2 separate regions of the Mus musculus genome follow, and region 1 is linked to region 2. The links are chromatin loops, found by intact Hi-C in ENCODE. Cell type or tissue: gastrocnemius. All regions are shown on one strand. Links, peaks and the distances in the headings refer to the core of each region. The heading gives the core; the rest is flanking DNA.

Region 1 (2,925 bases), core at 260-2,759, 270 kb before region 2:
TTAGAATTCTGTGTGAAGTTTATGTGTGTTTCTCTCTGTGTGTGTGTGTGTGTATGTATCTGTGTATATGTTTGGTGTGTGTGTCTATGTGAGTGTATGTCTGTGTGTGTGTGTTATGTGTGTATGTCTTGTCTCTGTATGTCTGTCTCTGTGAGTGTGTCTGTATATATGTGGGTGTATGTCTCTGTGTGCCTGTGTGTGCATATGTGTGTATTTCTGTGTGTGTGTGTGTGTGTGTGTGTGCGTGTATGTCTTGTCTCTGTATGTCTGTCTCTGTTATATGTGGGTGTATGTCTCTGTGTATCAGTGTGTGCATATGTGTGTGTTTCTCTGTGTGTGTGTGTTTCTCTATGTTGAGACAAACTAAGATGCAGGCTGATCTTACACTATTATTAAAGTGCAGTTAATGATTTTATATGGGAGCTTGGTAGAGACAAAAGAACACAGCCTGGCAGTGAATAAGGATTATGTAGTTACAGTAAAATTGAAGTCATTCACTGCTTCCAGCTCCTGGTATCAAACACAACAGACCATGCCAGGCTCTGCTGAAGTTACAACACTAAGTGTGCATGGTGACAAAGTGGACCGCGCAAAGGAGAAAGTAAATATAGAAACTGCATAGTGGAACAGAAAAGGAAAACCAGAGGGAAGATGGTGGGGGCGGGGGGATATCACTCTCTTGCACAAAGAGGATCCCAGACACTGTCAAGTTAGGACAAGAAGTAGAGGGACATTATCAATATCCTACTGAAAGGGGCCAGAAAGCCATCTAAGCTCAGACGTGGGCGTGTGGATAAAAAGAGGAACAAAGTTGGTTTTCCAGGGCAGGTTATCAATGGATACCACCTAAAGGTAACAAAGTATCAACTAATAGAATAAGAACACCACCAAAAGACGCTTTTATTAAATTGCCGGAACTAAACCTGAGACAGGAAAGAGTATACATTGTGGAATACATTATGGGCAAAATGTCAAGGTGGGTGGCCACTCCTTTTGTTACAGGTTCTTCATTACCATGTAATTTGCTTTCAAGTACATATAGTTATTTTAAATTTTAAAAATTGGGGCAAAATTTGGTCTACCAGATGCCTTCTAGAGACACAGGATCTATGTCCAAATTCATGCAAAATTTAAAAATTAAATCGAATAGGAGGATTGGGGTTGGTCACGTATTCGAACAGATTTGTGGGACAGTCGTCATTTTGTGAACAGTTCTATGGAGACCTGAAAGTTGTTTTCTTTCCCAGTCAGGGATCTGTGCACAATCTCTGTTGAAAACCCTCCCAGCAATCTTTGTTAGCTGAAGTTCTTGCAGTACCCAGAAGGTGGAGCCACAACCAACCAAATTCCTGCTTTCTAGTGGACCAGCTAACAGGCCTTGAAGCCAAACGTAGTGAGCAATTTCCCCTGTGCAGAGAAAGTTACACAGTTACACGTAGCTACATTTCTGTGCCCTCTGAAGCTGTGGTTAAATCTGGTTTGTAATTTCAGGAAACTATCAGTGTTTCTCCCACAGTCCTTCCCACTGGGAGTAGATAAAGCATAAAAGTCAGGATTCCTCACTATCCCAGGTATGACAACGCCCTCTCAACACAAGGCTCTGCGCCTAGTTATGAGGAATCTCTCCTACGTATTATGAATCCAGGGTCAGCTGCAAAGCTATCACAGCACAAATACAATCACCCCGGTGGCTACACTGACCAGAGCGTGGCCCTGACTTGGGTTTACTCATCCTGAGATGTGCCTACTGCATCCTGGCACAGAAATATGCACATTATTTCCTGCCTTACTTTAATAAATACATTTTTATCAGCTAGTCCTAGGTCAAAAGTTACATGAAAGTCCATTTCATTGCCTCTGGTATGCTTTGGTGTGTGTGTGTGTGTGTGTGTGTGTGTGTGTGTGTGTGTGTGTGTGTTAACCACAGATATCATTCCTTGGGCATCAACCACTTATTTAAAGACTGGGTTCCTAACTGGCCTGGAGTTCACCAAGTAGGCTGGTTGTCTGGTGAGCCCAGTGATCTGGTGATCTGCCTGCCTTGGCTCCCCAGCACTGAGTCACAAGCATGGGTCACCATACCCAGCTTTTTAAACATGACTTGAATGGACTGGGCTCAGGTCTACATGCCTACACAGCGGGCACTTTACTAGTTAAGTCATCTCCCTGGCCCCTTTCCTGAAAGGCTGGAACAACTCTCTCCTTCCACTCTGTGTGTTCCAGAATGAACTCAGGAGGCCAGGTGTGGCAGCAAGAGCCTTTACCCACTGAGCCATCACTTGGCCCAACTTTGCTTCTTGAACTGAACCGTATCAGGCACATCTCCACGTCAAAAACACAGCTGTACATAATACCTTGAAAGATTAATGGTATTTCGTTATATAATCATATCAGAGCCCAAGATAAATGGTATTTCGTTATATAATCATATTAGAGCCCATTTAATCAATCTCCTTTGACAGACAAGCACACTGTTTGCATTCCATTCTGTCTACTGCCTGGTACTGGCTATAATTTCTTGCTTCGTTTCATTGTGGCTGTTTTGGCTGTGACAGGAGACAGTATGAGTCTCTCTGAAAGTTCTTCCGCAGGCCATCCACAAAGGCTAGGTCCCAGTAGGTGACAGTATTGGTAAATGCTTGAACATATCAGATGTAGGTCCTACTGGGAAAAAGTAAGAACACTGAGGATGCTGGGAATTGAACTTGAGTCCTCAGGAAGAGTAGCCAGTGTTCTAAACGCTGTTACTTCTCCAGCCCCCTACTTTAAAAAATTAATATTGAGTAAAATTTGACTTGCTTTAAGTATTTTTACTTACCCGTCAAGTCTATATGCATAATTTAAAGTAACTTTTCGTTAAAATTTTAAACTAGTACATTTTATTATGATAATTAAAACAACAACTCCACCATATTTGTCTTACTT
Region 2 (2,925 bases), core at 93-2,592:
TGCTTACACTCACCCAGGGATGCTCTCCTGCAGTGTAGGACTATGGCAACCTGCCAATGGTCCAGGTCAGAAAGGATGCAGACAGATGGTGCTGTGTGCTCCCGAGATGCCAACGCCCAGGAACAACTGGGAAGCTGTCTCCTGCTCACACTGTGCAGTCTCCCCTTCTCAGACCTAAGTTCCTAAGGGCAGGATCCATTTACTCCTTCCCCATGAGCTGAGTAGGAAGGGAAAGGAAATGAAACCTGCCCCTCCCCCTCTCTCCTTTTCTTCCTCTCTCTTCCCATCTTCCCCATCATTCCTTACTACAATCATGGTTCAGCTGGGAAAGTGCCTACTGTGTAATCATAAGGTCTGAGTTCAGTCCCTAAACTTGTTTGTATATTTTTTTAAACAAAACAGAAAAGAAACAGGAGAAGAGGTGGTAGGGAAATGAGATCCCAGCATTGGTCCATTGGTAGTCTAGCTGACTCAGCAAGTCACAGTCCTACACACACAGAATCACACACACACACACAGAGGATCAGACACATATACAGCAACACACACACAAGAAGAAACACACACAAGAACATACATACAATCACACACAGGAACACACACACAAGAACATACACATGATCACACACACAGGATCAGACACACACAGGAACACACAAGAAGAAACACACAACATACATACAATCACACACAGGAACATGCACAGGAACACACACAGGAACATACACACAAGAAGAAACATACACACAAGAACATATACATGATCATACACACAGGATCAGACACATATGCAGGAACACACAAGAAGAAACACACACAAGAACATATGTAAAATCACATACAGAAACACACGCACAAGAAGAAACACACATAAGAACATACACACAGGAACACACATATACAATCACATACACACAATTTGACCTCTCTTTCAATGGCTTGGATTGGCTTCCACTAGAGCCAGCCAAACTGGTTCAAGACCTTTGAAGGCCTTCGCTCATCCACTACGTGTGACCCAGTAGCTTCCTTTAGAATTATCAGTGTGTGTCCTTCCTTTGGTGGAGCCCGCTGCCATTTACCCAGCACACCCTGCTTTACCCTGTTACTGCTTGGTACTTAACGGCTTCATAGGGCAGAGTACAGGTCACCCACCTCGTGCTTGACAGTGCTTGAACTGAGCCTCTAGTGATAAAACAGCCCACAAAGGCTTCAGAAACTGATTTATGAGCAGATCAATATTTCCATTAGAATACTTGCACAAACCCCACCCACCACCAGTCCTGGGAGAAGGATGACGTTATCAACCGTCCCTCTTTACAGTTGTTCCTAACGCACATTCCGATAAAATGGAAGGAACATGTTAAGCCAGATTTTTTTTTTGAATCTCAGTTGTGTATATATGAGAAGGGACTCCTCCACTTGTGTGTGTACATGTTGTATTGTGTTGAAGAAAAGAAATTCAGACAAAGAGAATTTAGAGACTATCAATTGAGAGTATTCATTCCTCACAGCTTGTCCCATTGCAAGGTAGTAAGCCCTGCCTCTGTCTCCCTCTGGTGGTCATTCTGTTAACTGCACTTTTATTTCAAGTTTTTTTGTTTATTTGAGATTGTGTTTTGATTCCAACATCTCTCCCTTCTCTTGCCTCCTTTGAACTCTCCAGTACAGCCCTCCTTGCTCCCCCCTTAAGTTCATGACCTCTTTTTCATCAGTTGTTATCAACAAGTCCATCAAACCTCTGGAGATAGTGTTAAAAGAAGTTCAAAGAAGATGTTAGGCTCCTGTAAGCTCACTCTGTGTGTGTGTGTGTGTGTGTGTGTGTGTCTATGTGAGTGTGTAACTGTGTGTGTATACACATATGTGTGAGTGTGTCTGTGTGTATACTCATGTGTGTGTGTATGTATGCACATGTGTGTGGCATGGGTGTGCATGAGTGTGCCCGTGTATATGTGTGTGTGTGTGTGTGTATTGTGTGTGTCTGAGAGAGTCTATGTGAGTGTGTGTGTGTGTGACTGTGTGTGTATGCACATGTGTGAGTGTGTCTGTGTGTATGTTCTTGTGTGTGTGTCTGTGTGTATGCACATGTGTGTGACATGGGTGTGTATGAGTATGTGTGTGTGTGTGTGTGTGTGTGTGTGTGTGTGCACGTACTCACAATCCAGGGCTGGGGGAATTTTGTTTTCCTGGCTCTCTTTACTATCCACATCTTCGGCCCTGAGCAGAAAACTCTGAGCCTAAACCTCTTTCCTTGGCTCCTTGGTCCAATCTGCCTGGTGTGTCCTTGGGTCTGTCAGTTCTCTTTGGATTTTGACATGGCAGTACTTAAAAATGAATTTCAAACTAAGTGTCACTGGGATACCTCGGGGAGGTTGTGAAAACACAGATTGTCCAGGGATCTGAGACCTCAGCCACTGAACAAAACTAACCAACCAAACAACCAGAGATTGAGCAGAGTCGGGGTTTCTCTGTTGAGCATAGCTTCTGAGTCTATGTTCCTCTTAACTGCAGAAGAAGACTTTGTTGTGTGGTAGTGTCTGTCAGGCAGTGTGCTATTTCTGAATCACATATAAATACCACCCATGTGTCCAACTGACAGGGCCATGGAGTTCCTGTGTTAGAGTCAGTCAAAAGACCCTCACTCACAAAGACCACAGAGACCACCATCGCTGCAAACCACAAGAGGATTTTTTTTTAATTGATCCAACGTGTTAGGGACCCTCCTCAGCACGCAAGCAAGAGAAGAGACCCCAGAACAAACAAAGAACACACTTTTTATACCTTGTAAGGGGCAGATTTAGGCAACAGGGCTAGCTGGCTTATTTTCATTGGTATAGCAAGTAACCCTTTCAGGCATTGGTTGGTTTGTATAGGATGACAAAGTAACCCTTTGGCCTAGTCCCTCACTCTGCCTGCCCTTGTGGTTTT

The links. Peaks named below come from ENCODE experiments on the same cell type or tissue, not always from the same donor. Only the 100,000 strongest peaks of a DNase experiment are listed, where the experiment ranks them.
Region 1: a loop joins it to region 2, with 14 times the contacts of the local background. A loop is called at or near these places in 29 of 42 quality-filtered maps.

Annotation. Positions count from the first base shown.
Region 1 is chr3:154,224,985-154,227,909 of GRCm38, reverse strand. All of the region lies in intron 4 of Slc44a5 (solute carrier family 44, member 5), which reads right to left. Among named protein-coding and RNA genes, the nearest start is that of Gm40184, 21 kb to the right of the region's middle. In gastrocnemius, for the core only: a CTCF peak has its summit at 1,329 (motif pointing right); DNase peaks (open chromatin) are centred at 1,326 and 1,680.
Region 2 is chr3:153,958,224-153,961,148 of GRCm38, reverse strand. No RefSeq gene overlaps it. Among named protein-coding and RNA genes, the nearest start is that of Slc44a5, 14 kb to the left of the region's middle. In gastrocnemius, for the core only: a CTCF peak has its summit at 1,556 (motif pointing left); a DNase peak (open chromatin) is centred at 1,576.